Linked DNA regions of Homo sapiens: region 1 is linked to region 2. Evidence: read pairs that join two places in POLR2A ChIA-PET (ENCODE). Cell type or tissue: PC-9. All regions are shown on one strand. Links, peaks and the distances in the headings refer to the core of each region. The heading gives the core; the rest is flanking DNA. Region 1 overlaps MED1 (mediator complex subunit 1). Region 2 overlaps FBXL20 (F-box and leucine rich repeat protein 20).

Region 1 (15,930 bases), core at 4,456-12,455, 160 kb before region 2:
TGACCGAACTACGAACTGCAGAAAAACAACTTTTCTGTGGAACTTTACTAAGATTTTCTAAAGTTCCACACTCCGGCTAAGATGCTGCCTTAGCATTTTGGGCATAGTTCTGTTGATACAGTGAACTGTGTTATTGTTTATCTTCTCCAGTTTCCTCTGAGCTTTGCAGATTAGAGTCCTTGCCTGATTATTTTTGTATAGTTTCTGGCACGTAATAGTCGCTCAAAAAGTGTTGGAGCATCGAAGTACAGATATTTATCAGCAGGTTTCTCAAGAAAAACAAAGAGTGTGTTTTGGAGCAGAGGTCGAAAGGTGAGGCCGGGAGCAGTGACTCACACCTGTAATCCCAGCGCTTTGGGAGGCTGCGGCTGGAGGATCCCTGGAGCCCAGGAGTTCGCGACCAGCCTGGGCAACATACTGAGGCCCTGTCTCTACAAAAAAAATAAAAAAATTGCCGGGCACTGTGGCTCACGCGTGTAATCCCAGCACTTTGGGAGGTTGAGGCGGGTGGATCACCTGAGGTTGGGAGATCGAGACCAGCCTGACCAACATGGAGAAAACCCGTCTCTACTAGAAATACAAAATTAGCCGGGCGTGGTGGTGAATGCCTGTAATCCCAGCTACCTGGGAGGCTGAGGTGGGAGGATTGCTTCAACCCAGGAGGTGGAGGTTGTGGTGAGCCAAGACTGCGCCATTGCATTCCTACCTGGGCTACAAGAGCGAAACTTCGTCTCAAAAAAAAAAAAAAAAAAAAAAGGCCGGGTGTGGTGGCTCACTCCTGTAATCCCAGCACTTTGGGAGGCTGAGGTGGGCGGATCACCTGAGGTTAGGAGTTCAAGACCAGACTGGCTAACATGGTGAAACCCTTTCTCTACTAAAAATACAAAATTAGCCAGGCACAGTGGCATGCCTGCAATCCCAGCTACTTGGTAGGCTGAGGCAGGAGAATCACCCAAACCCGGGAGGTGGAGGTTGCAGTGAGCCAAGATAGTGCCACTGGACTCCAGTCTGGGCAACAAGAGCAAAACTCCGTCTCAAAAAAAAAAAAAAAGAAAAAAAATTGAAAATAAATAAAATAAAAAATTAGCTCCAGGTAGTGGCTCAAGGCTGTAATCCCAGCACCTTGGGAGGCCGAAGCGGGCGAATCACTTGAGCCCACAAGTTGGAGACCAGCCTAGACAACCTGGCAAAAGCCTGTCTCTACAACAGATACAAAAATTAGCTAGGCATGGTGGCACAAGCCAGTAGTCCCAGCTACTTGGGAGGCTGAGGTGGGAGGATTACCTGAATCCTGTAGGTCAAGGCTCCAGTGAGCCAGAATCATGCCACTGCACTGTAACCTGGGCGACAGAGCGAGACCCTGTTTCAAGGGAAAATTAGCTATAGTCTCAGCTACTCTGAAGGCTGAGCTGGGAGGATCACTTGATCCTGGAGCATGGGAGGTTGAGGCTGCAATAGGCCTTGATTGTGCCAGTGCACTCAAGCTGGGGCTACAGAGTGATACTCTGTCTTAAAAAAAAAAAAGAAAAGAAAGATGTACTCCTTGGGTGCAAGGAGACAACAAGTGTAAAAATGGAAACTTCATGAAGTAGGAGTTTTTGTCTAGTTTGTTCATTGCTGTCTTTTTAGCATTTTCATTTATTTATTTATTTATTTGAGACAGAGTTTTGCTCTTGTTGCCCAGGTTGGAGTGCAGTGGCGCAATCTGGGCTCACTGCAACCTCCGCCTCCTGGGTTCAAGTGATTCTCCTGCCTCAGCCTTCCGAGTAGCTGGGATTACAGGCATGTACCACCAAGCCCGGCTAATTTTGTATTTTTAGTAGAGATGGGGTTTCTCCGTGTTGGTCAGGCTGGTCTCGAATTCCCAACCTCAGGTGATCCACCCGCCTTGGCCTCCCAAAGTGCTGGGATTACAGGCGTGAGCCACTCCGCCCAGCCAGCATTTTCATTTATTTTTTTTCTTTTTTTTAAATTTTCCTCTCTAGCCCAGTTCAATAACTTTTTTTTTTTTTTTTTTGACACAATGTCTCCCTCTGTTGCCTAGGATGGAGTAAGTGGTGTGATCAAGGCTCATCACTGAAGCTTCGACCTCCCAGGCTGAGGTGATCCTTCTGCCTCAGCCTCCAGAGTAGCTGGGGACTGACTACAGGCACATGCCAGGAGGCTTGGCTAATTTTTTTCTTTCTTTTTTTTTTTGAGACAGTGTTTCGCTCTGTTGCCCATGCTGGAGTGCAATAGTGTGATCTCGGCTCACTGCAACCTCTGCCTCCTGGATTCAAGCAATTCTCCTCCCTTAGCCTCCCAAGTAGCTGGGATTACAGGCATGCACCACCACATCTGGCTAATTTTGTATTTTCGGTAGAGACAGGGTTTGACACTCCAGCCTGGTCATCAAGAGTGAAACTTAGTCTTTAAAAAAAAAAAAAAAAAGGTGGATAGATAACAGTCCAGTGGTATGGTATTCCTTACATCAGACCCATAACTTGTGTGTCATCTTGCCATTAAAAATGTCTTCTTTGGATGTTTTGAAGTAAAATGATTTTGGAAAATATTTTAACTGAATTCTTACTGTGATGAAGTGTGGGAATTTATTTTGCAAGGAAAACTGTGGATGGTCTTGATAGAACAGTTACTGATAACGTTTTCTGATTTAAATCATAGAGTCAGAAAAGCTGAGTAAGATGAGTTCTCTCCTGGAACGGCTCCATGCAAAATTTAACCAAAATAGACCCTGGAGTGAAACCATTAAGCTTGTGCGTCAAGTCATGGTAAGGATTGTGGTGAAGTGGGTAAAGTGTTTTGCTTAGATAATTATTCTTAATACGCTAAGCTCCCCATGTAGATGTGTTCATACTATCTTCATAAAACATCTGAATACATGGTGGTTTCAACTTTAGGAGTCTATTGTATCTATACTACAGGTTGAATATCCCTTATATGAAATGCTTGGGACCGGAAGTGTTTTAGATTTTGGATTGTTTTGGATTTTGGAATATTTGCAAATATATAATGAGATATCTTGGGGATGGGACCCAAGTCTAAACACATAATTTATTTATGTTTCATAAACACCTTATAGATATAGCCTGAAGGTAATTTTATACAACATATTTAATAATATATTTAATACTTTTGTGTGTGAAACTAAGTTTTTTTTTGTTTTTTTTTTTTATTGAGACGGAGTTTCACTCTTGTTGCCCAGGCTGGGTTGTAATAGCCCGATCTCGGCTCACTGCAACCTCTGCCTCCCAGGTTCAAGTGATTCTTCTGCCTCAGCCTCCCGAATAGCTGGGATTACAGGCATGCGCCACCACGCCCAGCTAATTTTTATATTATTTGTAGAGACGGGGTTTCTCCATGTTGGTCAGGCTGGTCTTGACCTCCAGACCTCAGGTGATCCACCTGCCTTCGCCTCCCAAAGTGCTGGGATTACAGGCGTGAGCCACCGCGTCCAGCCGTTTTGACTGCATTTTGACTATGACCCTGTTATGTGAGGTCAGGTGTGAAATCCTTGGTGGCATCATTGGGAATGCTAAAAAGGTTTTGGATTTGGGAGCATTTCAGATTTTTGATTTTCAGATTAGGTATGCCCAGCCTGTACTAGTAGAATTTTTGATTCATTCTTTTTTTTGAGACCAGGTCTTATCATCCAGGCTCAAGTGCAGTGGCGCGATCATGGCTCACTGCAGCTTCAACTTCCCAGGCTCAGGTGGTTCTCCCACCTCAGCCTCCTAGTATCTGGAACAACAGGTGCATGTAACCATGTCCAGCTAGTTTTTTTTTTTTTTTCTTTGAGATGGAGTCTTGCTCTGTGGCCAGGCTGGAGTGCAATGGTGCGATCTCGGCTCACTGCAACCTCTGCCTCTTAGGTTCAAGAGATTCCCCTGCGTCAGCCTCCCGAGTAGCCGGGACTACAGGCACACGCCACCACGCCTGGCTAATTTTTTGTATTTTAGTAGAGATGGGGTTTCACCATGTTGGTCAGGATGGTCTCCATCTCCTGACCTCGTGATCTGCCTCCCAAAGTGCTGGGATTACAGGCGTGAGCCACTGTGCCCGGCTGCCCAGCTAGTTTTTTATATTTTTTGTAGAAATCGTTTTTTTTTTTTTTTTTTTGAGATGGAGTGTCGCTTTGTCACCCAGGCTGGAGTGCAGTGGTGCGATCTCGGCTCACTGCAAGCTTTGCCTCCCGGGTTCATGCCGTTCTCCTGCCTCAGCCTCCCGAGTAGCTGGGACTACAGGCCCCTGCCACTATTCCCGGCTAACTTTTTGTATTTTTAGTAGAGACGGGGTTTCACCGTGTTAGCCAGGATGGTCTCGATCTCCTGACCTCGTGATCCACCCGTCTCGGCCTCTCAAAGTGCTGGGATTACAGGCGTAGCCACTGCGCTTAGCCAGAAATAGGTTTTTACTCTGTGGCTCAGGCTGGTCTCAAACTTGTGGGCTCAAGTGATCCACCCACTTTGGCCTCCCAAAGTGTTAGGATTACAGTGTGAGCCACCGTGCCTGGCGGATTCATTTTTTTTTTTTTTTTTTAAAGATGGAATCTCTGTCTGTCACCTAGGCTGGAGTGCAGTGGTGGGATCTTGGCTCACTGCATCCTCCGCCTCCTGGGTTCAAGCGATTCTCCTGCCCCAGCCTCCTGAGTAGCTGGTATTACAGGCATCCGCCACCATGCCCAGTTAATTTTTGTATTTTTAGTAGAGATGGGGTTTCACCATGTTAGCCAGGCTGGTCTTGAACTCCTGACCTTGTGATCCACCTGCCTCAGCCTCCCAAAGTGCTGTGATTACGGGTGTGAGCCCCTGTGCCTGGCCCAGGTTGTCATTTTTATTCCTTAAGGCAACCAAATTCTAGCTTGAAATATGTTCTGTAAATGATACTGTCATTAGAGAGACATTGTGAGATAGAAGGATTCCAGGTGGCTAATAAGGCCCTCTCTTTGGGTACCACTCTCTTGGTTTGGTCACCATGACTTTGCTTGTCTACTTTTCAGTTTTGCAGATTCAGAAACCTAATTTTATTGGTACATCAAGATTTTATAGAGTTTTCATGGCTGGGCGTGGTGGTTCACATCTGTAATCCCAGCACTTTGGGAGGCTGAGGCGGGTCGATCACCTGAGGTCAGGAGTTCGAGACCAGGCTGACCAACAAGGTAAAACCCTGTCTCTACTAAAAAGACAAAATTAGCTGGGCATAGTGGCAGGCGCCTGTAGTCCCAGCTACTCGGGAGGCTGAGACAGCAGAACCGCTTGAACCCGGGAGGTGGAGGTTGCAGTGAGCCAAGATCATGCTACTGCACTCCAGTCTGGGCATCGGAGCGAGACTCCATCTCAAAAAAAAAAAAAGAGTTTTCAACAACTGACATACTGTATGCTTATTTATTAATTTATGACAAAACATTTAGTTTTCCAGTTTTCATAATACTGGTATTCATTGACCAGAGCACCTCTTCTCCTGTCAAGAATCAAGAGATTTCAGATTATTAATAAATTACTTTGTTTTGTAAGGGAGAATTAGAGCAGTGAGATAGATTTATTTGCAACATGGAAAAGCCTGGAAAACTATCCTTATACCAGAAAACTGTTCACGTTTTTAGGGACTGGAATGTTTTTCAGAGAGAAACTTCTTCACTGGATAGGGTTAGGAAAACTAGGCTAAGTTTTTTTTTGTTTGTTTGTTTGTTTTGTTTTGTTTGAGATGGAGTCTCACTCTGTCACCAAGGTTGGAGTGCAATGGTGTGGTCTTGGCTCACTGCAACCTCTGCATCCCCGGGTCAAGCGATTCTCCTGCCTCAGCCTCCTGAGTAGCTGGGACTACAGGCGCGTACCACCACACCTGGCTAATTTTTGTATTTTTAGTAGAGATGGGGTTTCACTATGTTGGCCAGGCTGGTCTCGAACTCCTGACCTCATGATCTGCTCGCCTTGGCCTCCCAAAGTGCTGGGATTACAGGCGTGAGCCACTGCAACCGGCCTCAAACTAGGCTAAGTTTTTGTTCTTTGGAAGTCCCTTTTCTGGACTACATGTTCTGTTTCTTTTCTTTTTCTTTTTTTTTTTGAGACAGAGTCTCTCTCTGTCGCCAGGCTGGAGTGCAGTGGTGTGATCTCGGCTCACTGCAACCTCCGCCTCCTGGGTTCAAGTGATTCTCCTGCCTCAGCCTGCTGAGTAGCTGGGACTATAGGCGTGCACCACCACGCCCAGATAATTTTTGTATTTTTAGTAGAGACGGGGTTTCACCATTTTGGCCAGGATGGTCTCAGTCTCTTGACCTCGTGATCCACCCGCCTTGACCTCCCAAAGTGCTGGGATTACAGGTGTGAGCCACCGCACCCAGCCTATATGTTCTGTTTTTTAGAGTCAATCTCATTTTCTTAAAATTTGGTTGTGTTTCTCAGATTACATGCAAATCACCTTGTTAAATTTGTACACTACCAAATCTCCTGAGCCATCTTATTTAACTGTTTATATCTTAGCATGTGGTCACTTCCACAGGCGGCAGATCTCATGTATTACATTTTGATTCTTCCTAATATTTCTCTAAAGGTTTTTTTGTTTTAGATGTGGAAATACAACGTTTTCTTTTTTGTTTTTGACTAAATAGAAACAGGATCTCTCTATCTTGCCTTGGCTGGTCTCGAACTCCTGGACTCAAGTGATTATTCAGCTTTGGCCTCTCAGTGTGCTAGAATTACAGGCATGAGCCACGTGCCTGGCTGAGGAATACCTTTTTCTACACTCATATATATGGATTTTGCATGGATGGACAGAGTAACACTTGTAGACCAGTGTTACTCTATATAGTCTACAAAATCTATAGACTATATTGAGTCTATAGACTGTCCTGCAATATTACTACTAGGATAATGTGTATGTTTACCTAAAACACTGTTGGCCTGGTTAATTTTCACCTCAAATGTTTTCCCACTTGACACAGGAGAAGAGGGTTGTGATGAGTTCTGGAGGGCATCAACATTTGGTCAGCTGTTTGGAGACATTGCAGAAGGCTCTCAAAGGTTTGTGAACACTTTTGAAATATGCTGATTTCACAAAACCCCCAGTTCAAGAAGGACCATTTTATACTTAAACTAGAAGTAAAAAATTGAGGTAGGTCAACTTTATGTATTAGATATTGCTCTTGCATTCATTTATGGAGTTGGAATGATCTTTTTGCTAAAGTTTGAAACATTTATTTTTGATCCTGTTTTGGAGGCTGATAGAGATTTAAAAGATAAATGATGAAGGGTAATATAAGATACCTGGGGAGGCTGGGTGCGGTGGCTCGCTCCTGTAATCCCAGCACTTTGGGAGGCTGAGGTGGGCGGATCACAAGGTCAGGAGTTTGAGACCAGCCTGGCCAACATGGTGAAACCCTGTCTCTACTAAAAATACAAAAATTAGCTGGACGTGGTGGCGGGCACCTATAATCCCAGCTTCTCGGGAGGCTGAGGCAGGAGAACAGTGTGACCTGGGGAGGCGGAGGTTGCAGTGAGCCAAAATCACGCCATTACACTCCAGCCTGGGCAACAGGGCAAGACTTGTCTCAAAAAAAAAAAAAAAAAAAAAAAAGATACCTGGGAAAAGTTTTTTTTCCCTTCACATTTATTTCTGATTAATCTCGATAAGAAGATGGACTTTTTTTTTTTTTTTTTTTTTTTTTGAGATGGAGTTTCACTCTTGTTGCTCTGGCTGGAGTGCAGTGGTGGAATCTCGGCTCACCACAACCTCTGCCTCCTGGGTTCAAGCGATTCTCCTGCCTCAGCCTCCCAAGTAGCTGGGATTACAGGCATGTGCCACCATGCCCGGGTAATTTTATATTTTTAGTAGAGACAGGGTTTTCCATGTTGGTCAGGCTGGTCTCGATCTCTTGACCTCAGGTGATCTGCCCACCTTGGCCTCCCAAAGTTCTGGGATCACAGGCGCGAGCCACAGCAACTCGCGAAGTTTTTTTTTTTTTTTTTTTTTTTCCGAGACGGTGTCTCACTCTGTCACCCAGGCTGGAGTGCAGTGGCACAATCTTGGCTCACTGCAACCTCCACCTCCTGGGTTCAAGCGATTCTCCTGGCTCAGCCTCCCAAGCAGCTGGGACTACAGGCGCGTCCCACCACGCCTGGCTAATGTTTTGTATTTTTAGTAGAGATGGGGTTTCACCGTGTTAGCCAGGATAGTATAGATCTCCTGACCTCGTGATCCACCCGCCTCGGCCTCCCAAATTGCTGGGATTACAGGCGTGAGCTACCATGCCTGTCCAGAAGATGGACATTTTAACTCTAAAAAGATTTTTACGGTGTTTATGGAGCAAATTTCCAGGAAAGCAAATGTAAAATATAAGTCATGAGCTTGATTATTCATGCTTATAATGACTAATTCTATTTTTGGGGAATAATGAAAGTAAAAACAGATTTTACTGTGATCCACCAGAAATGAACCTAATTCAGCTGAGGGTTTTTTTTTTTTTTTCTGGAGACAGTGTCTCACTCTGTCGTCCAGGCTGGAGTGCAGTGGCACGATCTCTGCTCACTGCAACCTCCGTTTCCCGGATTCAAGTGATTGTTCTGCCTCAGCCTCCTGAGTAACTGGGATTACAGGCGCCCATTACCATGCTCAGCTAATTTTTGGATTTTTAGTAGAGATGGGGTTTCACCATGTTGGCCAGGGTGGTCTTGGACTCCTGACCTCAGGTGATCTGCCTGCCTTGGCCTCCCAAAGTGTTGGGATTACAGGCGTGAGCCACTTTGCCCAGTCTCAGCTGAGTATTATCTTCTTTACCTTTTTTTGTTTTCTTTTTCTTTGAGACAGAGTGTCGCTGTGTCACCCAGGCTGGAGTGCAGTGGCACGATCTCTGCTCACTGCAACCACTGCGCCCCCACCGGGTTCAAGAGATTCTCTTGCCTCAGCCTCCCGAGAGGGTGGGATTATAGGCGCGCACCACCACACCTGGCTAATTTTTGTATTTTTATTAGAGACAGGGTTTCACCACGTTGGTCAGGCTGGTCTTGAACCCCTGACCTTGTGATCCGCATGCCTCGGTCTCCGAAAGTGTTAGGATTACAGGCGTCAGCCACCGCACGAGGCCTTTTTTTCTGTTTTAATTGTGGTAAAATATAGGTAACAAAATTTACCATTTTCTTTGTTTCTAAGTGTATAGTTCAGTAGCGTTAAGTACATTCATATTATTGTATAATCATCACCACTGTCCATCTGTAAAACTTCACTCATCTTCCCAAGCTTACATTCTGTAATGTCCCATTCCCGCCTTCCCCCAGTCCCTGGCAGCCACCATTCTGCTTCCTGTCTTTATGAATTTGACTACTCTGTATACCTGATATAAGTGGAATCATATATTTGTCCTTTTGTGACTGGCTTATTTCACTAAACGTAATGTCTTCAAGGTTCATCTATTTTGAAGCATTTATTAGAATTTCTTTCTTTTTTAAGGTTGAAAAATACTCCTCTTTATGTATATACATTTCATTTATCCATTCATCTGCTAGTGGACACTTGGATTGTTTTAACCTTTTGACTGTTGTGATTAATGGTGTTGTTAATGTTGAGTTTTTTTTAATGTTAGTTTTAATGTTAATCTTCCTTATTCTATCATTAGCAGATAAATGTGTCTTAAGTTAAAGGCAGTTTGTCCCACATAAGGAGTAATGAAAACAGGAGAGGAGAAAGGTTCGGTAATTTTTCAAATAGATCTTTTTTTTTTGACCTTTAGTACTGCATAGGCCACAGCTAACCCTAATCAGTGAACTTTATGTAAATTACAAGCATTTGAACTACTGAATATGTTTACGGTTTTGGAAGGATGAATCTTTCTGTCTTAAAAGAATATCATTTAAGTCATTTGGAGCATTCTTTGTGACTCCTTTTTTCATCCTTTTATAGTAACATCTTTACCAGCAATGACTGATCGTTTGGAGTCCATAGCAAGACAGAATGGGTAAGTAGTCTTTCTGTAGGCAGAAATGTTTAACTTAGTGTTAACTTTGGGTGGCTTTATTTATGTGTCTTCTATTAATTTTTGTTTTGATTTGTTCCTGCTAGACTGGGCTCTCATCTCAGTGCCAGTGGCACTGAATGTTACATCACGTCAGATATGTTCTATGTGGAAGTGCAGTTAGATCCTGCAGGACAGCTTTGTGATGTAAAAGTGGCTCACCATGGGGAGAATCCTGTGGTATGTGTTGTTGATATTTCACTGGAATCTGTGGGGTTTACTTAGGGACATTAATTTTAAAATTAATTGTTGGGGTTTAAATAGCTTGGGTTTAGGTTTTTCCATGAGCCACTGTAGAGATGATGTGATGGGCTACAAAATCAACAGCTATAGAATGGGATTTAGAAAATATGGGTCCCATCTCTGACATCATCCAAAGGCTTTAACAAGTGGAAACACCATAGGAACCCTTTTCCCTTTCCTTCCTTCCTTCCTTCCTTTCTTTCTTTTCTTTCTTTTTTCTTTCTTTCTTTCTTGCTTGCTTGCTTGCTTTCTTTTTCTTTTCTTTCTTTTCTTTCTTTCTCTTTCTCTCTTTCTTTCTTTCTTTCCTTCCTTCCTTCCTTCCTTCCTTCCTTCCTTCTTTCTTTCTTTCTTTCTTTCCTTCTTTCCTTCTTTTTCTTTTTTTTTTTCCCTGGGACAGAGTCTCGTTCTGTCGCCTGGAGTGCAGTGGCATGATCTTGGCTCACTGTAATCTCTGCCTCCTGGATTCAAGCAATTCTCCTGCCTCAGCCTCCCAAGTAGCTGGGATTACAGGTGTGTGCCACCATGCCTGGCTAATTTTTGTATTTTTAGTAGAGACGGGGTTTCCCTATGTTGGCCAGGCTGGTCTCCAGCTCCTGACCTCAAGTGATCCACCTGCCTCAGCCTCCCAAAGTGTTGGGATTACAGGCATAAGCCACTGCACCGGCAGGAACCCTTTTCATTTCATATCAACAAACATGAGCCACGATTGAACAATAGGTGCTGGGGATACAGAAATAAATGACTCAGGGTTACTACCTTCAAAGAGATTATAATCAAGAACAGATGATCTGAAAAATTATGTAATAGAGATGAATGTAAAATCTGTGTAACCAGATAATTTGATATGAATTCCATGTATGGCATTAGAGTTCCTAATGTTTTAAACAAGCTACTGAAAGTAGATTCTTTTAAAAACTATTTCATATGCTTTGACTTTAAATTTCTCACCCTAATCCTGTGGTTCACCAAGTAGGAAGAAGATGCTTTTTAATATTTTAATATGAGGACCATCTGTAGTTTTAATGGTTTTGTTGTAAAACATGTGCTATAGAAAAAGAGAAAGGCTTTTGATATCTTCAAAGTTGCTAAAGTAGTTTTAATGTTTTAACATAATTTTCTTTGATTTCAGAGCTGTCCGGAGCTTGTACAGCAGCTAAGGTGAGCAAATACGATTTATATTCCTTGATATTGACAGACAGTGCTGTTCTTTACAGCTGGCTTTTAAGACTGGTCAGAAGTTATTCTCCTCAGGAACAAGTTTATTTTCTTGGGCAAAGATTTTTAAGAGTCTATACTTAATCACGTCCTGAATTGACATAGCATAGCTTTTCACCCTACTCTATCCCAGGGTTTTTTTGTTTTCGTTTTTGTTTTGAGATGGAGTCTTGCTCTATTGCCCAGGCTGGAGTGCAGTGGCGCGATCTCAGCTCACTGCAACCTCTGCCTCCTGGGTTCAAGCGATTTTCCTGCCTCAGCCTCCAGAGCGGCTGGGACTGCATGTGTGTGCCACCATGCCCAGCTAATTTTTGTATTTTTAATAGAGACTAGGTGGCTGGGTGCGGTGGCTCACGCCTGTAATCCCAGCACTTTGGGAGGCTGAGGCAGGTGGATCCATGAGGTCAGGAGTTCAAGACCAGACTGGCCAAGATGGTGAAACCCCATCTCTATTAAAAATATAAAATTTAGGCTGACACCTGTAATCCCAGGACTTTGGGAGGCTGAGGCGGGTGGATCATGAGGTCAGGAGATCAAGACCATCCTGGCTAACACGGTGAAACCCCATCTCTACTAAAAAAAGAAAAAATACAAAAAATTAACTGGGTGTGGTGGCAGGCATCTGTGGTTCCAGCTACTAGGGAGGCTGAGGCAGGAGAATGGCGTGAACCTGGGAGCGGAGCTTGCAGTAAGCTGAGATCTCGCCACTGCACTCCAGCCTGGGCGACAGAGCAAGACGCCGTCTCAAAAAAAAAAAAAAAAAAAAAAAATTAGCCAGGCATGGTGGTGGGTACCTGTAATCCCAGCTACTCGGGAGGCTGAGGCAGAAAATTGCTTGAACCCAGGAGGCGGAGGTTGTAGTGTGCTGAGATCGTGCCACTGCACTCCAGCCTGGGTGACAGAGCAAGACTCCATCTCAGAAAAAAAAAAAAAATAGAGACGAGGTTTCGCCATGTGGGCCAGGCTGATCTTGAACTCCTGACCTCACATCTCCCAAAGTGCTGGGATTACAGTTGTGAGCCACCATGCTGGACCCTTTTCTTTTCTTTTCTGTTTTTTTTTGAGACGGAGTTTTGTTCTTGTTACCTAGTCTGGAGTATAATGGTGCGGTCTCGGCTCACTGAGCACCTGGCCCCTTTTCTGTTTTTTTATTTTTATTTTTATTTTTTTGGTGAGACGGAGATTTACTTTTGTTGCCCAGGCTGGAGTGCAATGGTGTGATCTTGGCTCACCGCATCCTCTGCCTCCTGGGTTCAAGTGATTCTCCTGCCTCAGCCTCCCGAGTAGCTGGGATTACAGGCATGTGCTACCACGCCCTGCTAATTTTGTATTTTCAGTAGAGACGGGGTTTCACCGTGTTGCCCAGGCTGATCTCAAACTCCTGACCTCAGGTGATCCTCCTGCCTTGGCCTCCCAAAGTGCTGGGATTATAGGCATGAGCCACTGTGCCCGGCCCCTGTTTTTTTAAGTTTTAATTTTTTTTTTCTTATTTTGATTCAGATTCCCAACAGAAAGATATCCCAGGGTCTCTTAAACTTGGTACTAATGACAATTTGGATTGGAAAATTCTTTGCTCCCGGGTGGCCTGGTGCATTCTATTATGTTTAATAGCATCCCTGGCCTCTTCATTAGTTGCTAGTAGTATCTCCTTAGTTGTTACAACCATGTCCCCTGGGGCACAAAATCACCCCTGGTTGGGAATTGGTGATCTAGGTTTAGGAATTTCATATAGCTGGGGGCGGTGGCTCATGCCTATAATCCCAACAATTTGGGAGGTCGAAGTGAGCAGATCACTTGAGGCCAAGAGTTCAAGACCAGCCTAGCCAGCCTGGCGAAACCCTGTCTCTACAAAAAATACAAAAATTGCTGAATGTGAGGCCAGGCGCGATGGCTCATGCCTGTAATCCCAGCACTTTGGGAAGCCGAGGCAGGCGGATCACCTGAAGTCAGGAGTTCGAGACCAGCCTGACCAACACGGAGAAACCCCGTCTCTACTAAAAATACAAAATTAGCCGTGCGTGGTGGCACATGCTTGTAATCTCAGCTACTTGGGAGGCTGAGGCAAGAGAATCGCTTGAACCCGGGAGGCAGAGGTTGTGGTGAGCCAAGATCATGCCATTACAGTCCAGCCTGGGCAACAAGAACAAAACTCTGTCTCAAAAAAAAAAAAAAAGTAGCTGAGCATAGTGGCTCACACGTGTAATCCCAGCTACTCAGGAGGCTGAGGCACAAGATGGCTTGAGCCTGGGAGGTGGAGGTTGCAGTGAGCTGGGATCACATCACTGCATTCCAGCCTGGGTGACGGAGTGAGACTGTCTCAAAAAAAAAAATAATAAAGAATTATGTGTGGAACAAAATAAATAGAAGGTAATCATTGAATCAGTGAAGGCTTGATAATTGAGTATGATACCATGAAAATAACTTTTTCGCTTTGATTTTGGGAAAAATTGTTTCATTTAGAAGGTACATGTGTGTTACAGTAAAAGTGCTAGGCTTGAAGACAGTCGCTTTTAGCAGATAGTGGATTTTTTCACTTTTCTTTTAATTGAGTGGAAATTTCTGTACTTAAATTTAAACTCAGAGTTAAGACTTTTGGGGAATTTAAGGAAGTTATTACATACACTTTGTTTTGAGCATTGCGAAGTTCTCAGGCACCACATGAGGATGTCTTAGAGTGTTCACATTGAGGAAATAAGTTGTGTATGTGTGTGTGCAAAAGCTTTTTTTTTTTTTTTTTTCTTTTTTTTGAGTTGGAGTCTTGCTCTGTCGCCCAGGCTGGAGTGCAGTGGTGTGCTCTCTGCTCACTGCAAGCTCCGCCTCCTGGGTTCATGCCATTCTCCTGCCTCAGCCTCCCGAGTAGCTGGGACTACAGGCACCTGCCACCATGCCCGGATAATTTTTGTATTTTTAGTAGAGACGAGGTTTCATCGTGTTAGCCAGGATGGTTTCGATCTCCTGACCTCGTGATCTGCCCGCCTCGGCCTCCCAAAGTGCTGGGATTACAGGTGTGAGCCACCGCACCCGGCCTTTTTTTTCGAGATGGTGTGTCACTCTGTTGCTCAGGCTGGAGTACAGTGGCGCAATCTCGGCTCACTGCAACCTCCCCCTCCCGGGTTCAAGCGATTTTCCTGCCTTAGCCTCCTGAGTAGCTGGGATTATGGGTACCTGCCATTATGCCCGGCTAATTTTTGTAGTATCCAGGCATGGTGAAACCTTATGTCTACTAAAAATACAAAAAATTAGCCGGGTGTGGTGGTGCTCGTCTGTAATTCCAGCTACACAGGAGGCTGAGGCTGGAGAATTGCGTGAACTCAGGAGGTGGAAGTTGTAGTGAGCTGAGATCGTGCCATCGCCATCGGACTCCAGCCTGGACGACAGAGTGAGACTCTGTCTCAAAAAAGAAAAGGAGAAAAAAAGAAATAATGTTGACTTTTACCTGATATTACCATTTAGTATAGATGGTAATATTAAGTTAAAGAATATATTTTGCTGCTACTCGTTTCTTTTTGCTGTCTTAATAGCACTGTTGACTGTAAGTGCTCAGTAAATGCTCACAGAATGTCTGCTCAAGTGTCTGACATTGTCATGGCAGTTTAGCTTTCCAGAGAGCTTTTTTTTTCAAGTTTGAAAAAAGATATCAAGAGTTAGAATTGTGGAGATGTATTGGATTCCTAAACCTATCCACAAAAGCCCATTTGTCCGACAATCGAAGCCTGAATATTGGGTCCTAGAAAGCCAGAGGTCACGGTAGTAGTTTATGTTTTCTAGGGTAGATCTGGTCGTAGCAATATTTTCTAATGGGTATTTTGCCTCGAGAGTACCCACTACCTTTTCTCTGGGTCTCCATCTCTGTCCTAGTATTTGTTTTCCCTCTCATCTTTGCTCTCATGTTGCTGTATACCCACAAGTGTTGTGTCTTCCCAATTTATTTTCTTTTTTTGACACACAGTCTTGCTCTGTTGCCCAGGCTGGAGTGCAGTGGCGCGATCTCGGCTCACTGCAAGCTCCGCCTTCTTGGTTCATGCTGTTCTCCTGCCTCAGCCTCCTGAGTAGCTGGGACTACAGGTGCCCGCCACCACACTCGGCTAATTTTTTTTTGTATTTTTAATAGAGATGGGGTTTCACCATGCTAGCCAGGATGGTCTCGATCTCCTAACCTCATGATCCACCCACCTTGGCCTCCCAAAGTGCTGGGATTACAGGCGCGAGGACTGTGCCTGGCCCTTCCTAATTTATTTTCTTCTTATTATCTCTGCAATCAAAAGTTTTATTTTTGTTGACATCCAAATTCAGTTACATATTTGGAGGAAAGGAGCTGGGTGTGGTGGTGCACACCTGTTGTTGAAGGTGAGAGGTTGAAGTGAGAGCATTGCTGAAGTCCTGGAGTTAGAGTCTGGCCTGGGCAACATCGGGAAACCCCGTCTCTACAAAAAAATTAATAAAAAGGGAAAAGAAAGGAAAGTTGTTAATGA
Region 2 (8,000 bases), core at 1-8,000:
CCAGCTGCTCAGGGGACTGAAGCAGGAGGATCACTTGAGCCCAGCAGGTTGAGGCTGCAGTGAGCTGTAATCGTGCCACTGCACTCCAGGCTGGGCAACAGAACGAGACCTCATCTCAAGAAAAAAATACAAATTTAGTTAAGTAGAGTATAAATAATCTAAAATGTGGCTCCTTTTAGACCTTCTTTGTGAATATTGAACACATGTACCTAAGACGGTTTGCTGTGTAGGCTAATAAACTTGATAATATAACAACTTTTATCATTTATAAAATATTTTCACATAAATGATCTTATTTATTTAAAAGCTTTGTGAAGTAGAGTGGATGGTCATTTTACAGCTAAGAAAATCTAGAAAGCTGTTGACTGCCAGGTACTGTGATGCAACCATGAGATGTAACCGAGTAAGATATTGCTGCCCTTAAGTTGCTCACAGTCAACTGTTATTGTGGAATAAATGCTATGGTAGGAATGAGTACATCAGTTTTGGGAAAACAGAGAGCTATGGGGCTAATCTTGGACTAAGAGAGGTTCAGACAGGCTTCCTAAAGTCATTTGCCTGAAGTTAAACTATTAATATTGGAGAATGAACTTGATATCATGGCTTTATCTTCTGGATCTTTTCTGCAGGCAGGAATATTTCAAACAATTTATGGAGTGTTTTTCTGAAGAATATTATAGAAAACTTGGAATTCATCCATAATACAAATATGAAGCTAAACTATTAAGAGTAGATGGAATCAACAATGAAACTAGTATTTTGAAGGCAGAGATCGGACATAAGATATCCTAAATTCAGCCTACAAAAGCGGTACTCTAGAAACATCTCAGATAAGGAAATACACAGGGCCTTTGTAATTTTTTAAAATAAAAGTTTAAAAGGCTTCATTACTACTTTGGTACTGTGAGTTGAATATCCCCGTTTCAAAAATCCAAAATGCAGCTGGGTGCTACTTGAGGGACTGAGGCGGGAGGATCAGTTGAGCCATGGAGGTCACAGCTGTAGTGAGCCCTGATGGCGCCACTGCACTCCAGCCTGGGTGACAGAACGAGACCCTGTCTCAAAAAAAAAAAGAAAGAAAAGAAAATCTGAAATGCTTCAAAATCCCAAACTTTTTGAGTATCAATGTGACACTCAAAGGAACTGCTCACTGGGGCACTTCAGATTTTCAGATATGGGATACTCAGCTATGTAAGTATAATGCAAATATTGCAAAATCTGAAATCTGAAACACTGCTGGTACCAAGCATTTAAGATAAGGGATACTCAACCAGTAATAGCATTGCTCGATGGAGAATCTCGTTTTGAATCAGAGCTCTTTATTAATTACTCTGTAAACTAGAATAAATCACTTAATTTCCATTTTTTGTCTAGAGAGCTTTGAGATATGTGATAAGTACAAAAGGAATATAAATCTGAAAAACATTATAATGCTTTGTGTTTGTTGGTTAAGCTGGATTTTAGATGTTCCTGCTAATGGTATAGTCCCATGTGAATACCACATCGATAAATCTAAATATACATTAGGTAAATATGTTTTTTCTTGTGGGAAAAAATGGGAATGTTTCCATTCCTTTACTAAATAGCCAATAAATTGAGACGTTGGTGTTTTTGGAATTGGATTTAGTGATATGTTTCTCTTATTTTGTTTTATCCTAAGTGAGGGATGTCCACTGTTGGAGCAGTTGAACATTTCCTGGTGTGACCAAGTAACCAAGGATGGCATTCAAGCACTAGTGAGGGGCTGTGGGGGTCTCAAGGCCTTATTCTTAAAAGGCTGCACGCAGGTAATACTCCATGTAGGGCTCGTGAAATTCGGAAGAATCGTGAATGAATCATGAGCTCTTTATAGACAGCCCCAAGATGTTTGTCTGGAGGGAAAGGTTAGTTGTGTGTATTATTGACAAAAGACAAATGCTTACCAAAAATTAAAGTGTTTTCCTTAGGATAAAAGAATGAGAAGAATTAACATCTGACCAAAAATAAACTTGAGGAGGAGGGAGACAAAGTGTAAATTAAGATTATATTAAAGATACACCATGGTCAAGAAGAGTTCCATGCAGTTTAATTTGTGCTGAAAAGAAAACTTGGCTTGTTGTCACTGCCTGATACTTTGAACTGGATAGGCAAAGAAGGCAGTCTTAGCAATTTCCACTTGTTTTTTAACCACCAGTGTTTCTTAAATATGCCAAGTGTACAGCAACCTGCATTTTATAGTATTGATGCTTATTTCCTGCCAGTCACATTACAAATCCAACATATTTTGTCATTAAAAATTTTACTATCTCAGTGTTTTATAGTGAAAAAAAGAATTGATTAGTTAGCCTCTGGAAAGAAATGAGTGGATTTAAATTGTGGCTGACAAACTAAGGCTAGGCTCTACTTTATTTTATTAATGGTTACTAAAACCATAACTTGGATTCCATTAAAAGTGCCCTGATTCTTTTATCACGATGAGAGGGGTTCCATTGTTTGAAAGAGAATTTCAGATGTATGACTGCCTTAAAACAACAGCTTGAGCTTCTGGTTATTTAAGGAATCCTGAAAAATACTGATTGGAATGTATCATTATAATCAGTTACTTACCATCTGTTCTCAGCACTGTAAGCATGGCACCTATCTTCCAGTGGGAGATGAACACTGGATTCCTTTCTTGGCTGTATTTCCTCAAAGTTTGTTTATAAAAAACTTTATAAGGGGTGTGTAGAAGTTTGAAAATTATTTTAGTTTCATGGGCCCTCAGTAAAATGCTGTCAGGTATATTTAATTTATCAGAAGTAAAACCCATAAAAACTAGGCAGTGTTTACTTCATCTTTGTTCTTGATTTGATGATTATGTGAATTTGAATGTGGTCAAAGCTGATTTTAAAAATACTGAGAATCATAATAAGAATTATACTGTTATATGATCATAGCGTATTTTCTGATTCATTGTTCCTTCGAAACTTGGTTGGCTGTATTAGAATGTATGAATGAATGTGTACATTCTTAAATCTCTTTCCTTTGAGACAATGTCAATAATCATTTTTTTCTTACTTTTTAATCTTTCTAGCTAGAAGATGAAGCTCTCAAGTACATAGGTGCACACTGCCCTGAACTGGTGACTTTGAACTTGCAGACTTGCTTGGTAAACATCCCTTCTCACAACTCTTCTGTTTTAGTAATTCATTTCATTAAAATTTTTAAGAGCTATTTTAAGAGCTTCAGTCATCAAGACCAGTATTGTTTTTCTACCACAACCCTAGTGACAAAGTAAACACACAGATGACTTTTGACGTGCTTAACAATACTCATTCCTAGGGGCCTTGGCATAGATAAGATAGGAGGTAGCTAGCTTATGCAGAATTCCAGATGAACTAACTGTAGCTCCACCCCTTTCTTACATACTTAAAAAAACTGTCTACTTTTAAAATGTAAATGATTCACAAGTTTAGTATTTAAAATTGCAGTCAAGCTGGGCACGGTGGCTCATGCCTGTAATCCCAGCACTTTGGGAGGCTGAAGCAGGCAGACTGCTTGAGTCCAGGAGTTTGAGACCAGCCTAGGCAACATGACAAAACCCCGTCTCTACAAAAGGTGCAAAAATTAGCTGGGTTTGGTGGTGTGTGCCTGTAGTCCCAGCTTCTTGGGAGGCTGAGGTGGGAAGATCAGTTGAGCTTGGGAGCTTGAGGTGCAGTGAGCTGAAATCATGCCACAGCACTCCAGCTCGGGCAACAGAGTGAGACCTTGTCTCAAAAAAATAAATAAGATGATGAGCAATATATACTCGTCAAATTATTTTCAAGTAGCATCTATATTTAGCGTTTTGTCTTGTTCAAACTATCAGCTTTTTTGTGTCTACCCCAAAACCCCTGAATTCTACTCAGATAATTTGCTGAAACTATTCAGGCACCTAGAATGTTAACAGTACATCTTTATTTTGTTATTTATTTATTTATTTATTTATTTTGAGGCAAAGTCTTACTCTGTCACCCAGGCTCAAGGGTAGTGGTGAGATCTGCACTCACTGCAGCCAACCTCCACCTCCTAGGCTCAAGCGATTCTCCTGCCTCAGCCTTCTGCATTGCTGGGATTACACGCCACACCCAGCTACTTTTTTTTTTTTTTTTTTTTTGAGACAGAGTCTCACTGTGTCGCCCAGGCTAGAGTGCAGTGACGCTATCTCGGCTCACTGCAACCCTGCTTCCCGGGTTCAAACAATTCTCCTACCTCTGCCTCCTGAGTATCTAGGATTGCAAGTGTGTGTCACCATGCCCGGCTAATTTTTTTTTTTTTTTTTTGAGACGGAGTCTTGCACTGTTGCCTGGGCTGGAGTGCAGAGGCACGATCTCGGCTCACTGCAACCTCCGCCTCCCAGGTTCAAGCGATTCTTCTTGCCTCAGCCTCCCAAGTAGCTGGGATTACAAGCGCCCGTCACCACACCTGGCTGATTTTTTTGTATTTTTAGTAGGGATGGGGTTTCACTATGTTGGCCAGGCTGGTAATTTTTGTATTTTTAGTAGAGATGGGTTTTTGCCATGTTGACCAGGCTGGTCTCAAACTCCTGACCTCAGGTGATCTGCCTGCCTCGGCCTCCCAAAGTGCTGGGATTACAGGCGTAAGCCACTGCCATGGCCTAATTTTTGGGACAGAGTCTTGCTGTGTTACCCAGGCTGGAATGCGGTGGTGTGATTTTTGCTCACCTTCACCTCCCGGGCTCAAGTGATTGTTCCACCTCAGCCTCCCTAGTAGTTGGGACTACAGACATGTGCCACCACACTCAGCTAATTTTTGTATTTTTTTTGTAGAGATGGGGTTTTGCCATGTTGGCCAGGTTGGTCTCGAATTCCTGGGCTCAAGCAATCCACCTGGCTTGGCCTCCCAAAGTGCTGGGAATACAGGTGTGAGCCACGTGCCTGGCCAACAGTACACCTTTAGCTTTTTTCTCTTGCCTTAAAAATTACAAATGTATTTGCCTTGGAGTGAGAGTTGCTCATGGCAAAGAAAAAAGTGATAAGTTCCTTTTTTTTTTTTTTTGAGGTGAAGTCTCACTCTGTCACTCAGACTGGACTATTAGTGGCATGATCACAGCTCACAGCAACCTCCAACTACAGGGCTCAAGCAATCCTTCCACCTCAGCCTTCTGAGTAGCTTGGACTACAGGTGTGTGCCACCACACCTGGCTAATTTTTTAATTTTTTTGTAGAGATAGGGTCTCCCTATGTTGCCAGGCTGGTCTCAAATGTCTGGGCTCAAGCAATCTGCCTGCCTCAGCCTCGCAAAGTGCTGGGATTACAGGCGTGAGCTACCTGGGCTCTTCCTTACAATTCCGATTACTATAGTTGCTGACTATCAGAATTTGCCTAATTTCATTTTATTTATTTATTTATTTAGAGACGGAGTCTCGCTGTATCGCCCAGGCTGGAGTGCAGTGGTGCGATCTCGGCTCTCTGCAACCTCCATCTCCCAGGTTCAAGGAATTCTCCTGCCCCACCTTCCCGAGTAGCTGAGATTACAGGGCGTGCCACCATGCCTGGCTAATTTTGGTAGAGATGGGGTTTTGCCATGTTGGCCAGGCTGCTCTAGAACTCCTGACCTCAAGTGATCTGCCGGCCTTGGCCTCCCAAAGTGCTAGGATTACAGGCATGAGCCACTGCACCCGGCCATGATTTCATTTTTAAGACTGAAATGTGACCAGGCACAGTGGCTCACACCTGTAATCCCAACACTTTGGGAGGCCGAGACGGTGGATCGTTTGAGGTCAGGAGATCGAGACCAGCCTGCAACATGGTGAAACCCATCTCCACTAAAAATACAAAAATTAGCCCGGGCGTAGTGGTGTGTGCCCGTAATCCCAGGTATTTGGGAGGCTGAGGCAGGAGAATCGCTTGAACCCAGGAGGTGGAGGTTGCAGTAAGCTGAGATCGCACCATTGTACTCCAGCCTGGGCGACACAGCCAGACTCCATCTCAAAAAAAAAAAAAAAAAGACTGGAATGTTTACTCCTGAGAGATCAACCACAGTTATTGTAAACATGAAATCATTATCTTAAAATGCCAAAGAAAAACTATTCCTGGAGAGCTTCGTGTGTATGTGTGCACACACGCGCGTGCCTATAATCCCAGCACTTTGGGAGGCCAAGGCGGGTGAATCACCTGAGGTCAGCAGTTCGAGACCAACCTGGCCAATATGGTGAAACCCCATCTCTACTAAAAATACAAAAACCATCTAAGTGTGGTGGTGTGTGCCTGTAATCCCAGCTACTCAGGAGTCTGAGGCAGGAGACTCACTTGAACCTGGGAGGCAGATGTAGCGGTGAGCCAAGAGCACGCCACTGCACTCCAGCCTGGGCAGCAGAGCGAGACTCTGTCTCAAAACAAAAAACAAGTGTGTGTGTTTGTATGTATAAGCACATATATATGCACATATATTTACACACTCTATACATACACATTACATACACACACATATAGACATAAATATGTACATTTGTGGGTTTAGTTTGGTGTTTCTTCATCCTTCCAGCAGGCAGGAATCACAGTGAACGTAAAGAACCAATTCTATCTTATGTGTATTTTATTGTTTTCCTTCACCCAAATCTTAGTACAGGAGTCATTTCTTCCCTACAGCGTGATAAAATGATTCTCAGCATTCATGAGATTTCATGCTCTGCCCAAAATTATTGAGGTGATTAAAGTACATTTTTGATGCTTTCATTTTCTTGACAGATTTGAAAAACATAAAAGTTTAGTAAATTTTACTTTTTTTTTTTTTTTTTTTTTGAGACGGAGTTTTGCTCTTGTTGCCCAAGCTGGAGTGCAATGACATGATCTTGGCTCACTGCAACCTCTGCCTCCTGGGTTCAAGCGATTCTCCTTCCTCAACCTCCCCAGTAGCTGGGATTACAGGCACGTGACACCATGTCTGGCTAATTTTATGTATCTTTAGTAGAAACGGGGTTTCGCCATGTTAGGCTGGTCTCAGACTCCTGACCTCAAGTGATCTGCCCACCTCAGCCTTCTAAAGTGCTGAGATTACAGACGCGAGCCACCGTGCCTGGCCTACAATTTTTTAAAGTACTGACAGTATGACTTAACTCATCTTTCTTCCTCAGTACTCTCTTATAACATACAAAGGAAAGGGCAGCACAGCCCTACGGTACTTTTCTAATATTGTGTGGCACAAATATCTTTGGCCTGCTAAATTTGCATGTGTATTGATTCTTACTTCCCTCTTTACATCTCGGCTATCATAGTCTAAAGACAATACATCATGTTTGTGTGGGACTTTTTTAGCTGCCTCCACGTGTGTTAGTATCTCATTACTTGATCCTCATTAGTATCTGCCTTAGCATCCAATTTTTTTAATCTATATTTGTGTCAGCTACATGATATTGAAAGCATGATTTAAGCAGTGGATATTAAAAGTTGTGGGATTTTGTTTTTTCAGTTGTCCTTGTAATTTATGGACATGACTATTAAACAGAGACAAGAAGAGAGCTTTTATTTTTAGGCCTACACAAAATTAGTGAATCTGGAGGACAAATTGAAGAGTTGATAGTATCCACCATGTTGAGATGTTTATGTGTAACTTTCCTTTTTTTTGTTTACGGGAGTTGGGGGTGGTCTCATTATGTTGCCCAGACTAACCTTGAACTCCTGGGCTAAAGCGATCATTCCACTTCAGCCTCCTGAGTAGCTGGGACTGTAGGCATGTGTGCTTGTAATATTTCTAAAAATATAACATCTTTGATGTGAGGTGGCTTATTGTGCAACAAATTACTCAGTTGGTTAGAAAACAACCAGATATTATTTATGAAATATTTGTACCTGGGCCGGGCGTGGTGGCCCACGCCTGTAATCCCAGCACTTTGGGAGGCTGAGGCTGTCGCCCAGGCTGGAGTGCAGTGGCACAATCTTGGCTCACTGCAACCTCCACCTCCCAGGTTCAAGTGATTCTCCTGCCTCAGCCTCCCGAGTAGCTGGGATTACAGGCATCCGCCACTGCGCCTGGCTAATTTT

Evidence for each region. Peaks named below come from ENCODE experiments on the same cell type or tissue, not always from the same donor. Only the 100,000 strongest peaks of a DNase experiment are listed, where the experiment ranks them.
Region 1: POLR2A ChIA-PET joins it to region 2 with 10 read pairs; 7 of 35 experiments call an interaction of 5 or more read pairs at or near these places.

What each region holds. Positions count from the first base shown.
Region 1 is chr17:39,434,636-39,450,565 of GRCh38, reverse strand. It overlaps MED1 (mediator complex subunit 1), which reads left to right. Exons shown (of 17, transcript NM_004774.4): 2 at 2,662-2,768; 3 at 6,938-7,016; 4 at 9,889-9,943; 5 at 10,048-10,180; 6 at 11,373-11,401. Among named protein-coding and RNA genes, the nearest start is that of MED1, 8.7 kb to the left of the region's middle. In PC-9, for the core only: no CTCF peak of the experiment used is centred there; no DNase peak of the experiment used is centred there.
Region 2 is chr17:39,276,516-39,284,515 of GRCh38, reverse strand. FBXL20 (F-box and leucine rich repeat protein 20) reads left to right here. Exons shown (of 15, transcript NM_032875.3): 8 at 1,661-1,787; 9 at 3,053-3,127. Among named protein-coding and RNA genes, the nearest start is that of MIR548BC, 17 kb to the left of the region's middle. In PC-9, for the core only: no CTCF peak of the experiment used is centred there; a DNase peak (open chromatin) is centred at 3,315; H3K27ac peaks cover 782 bases.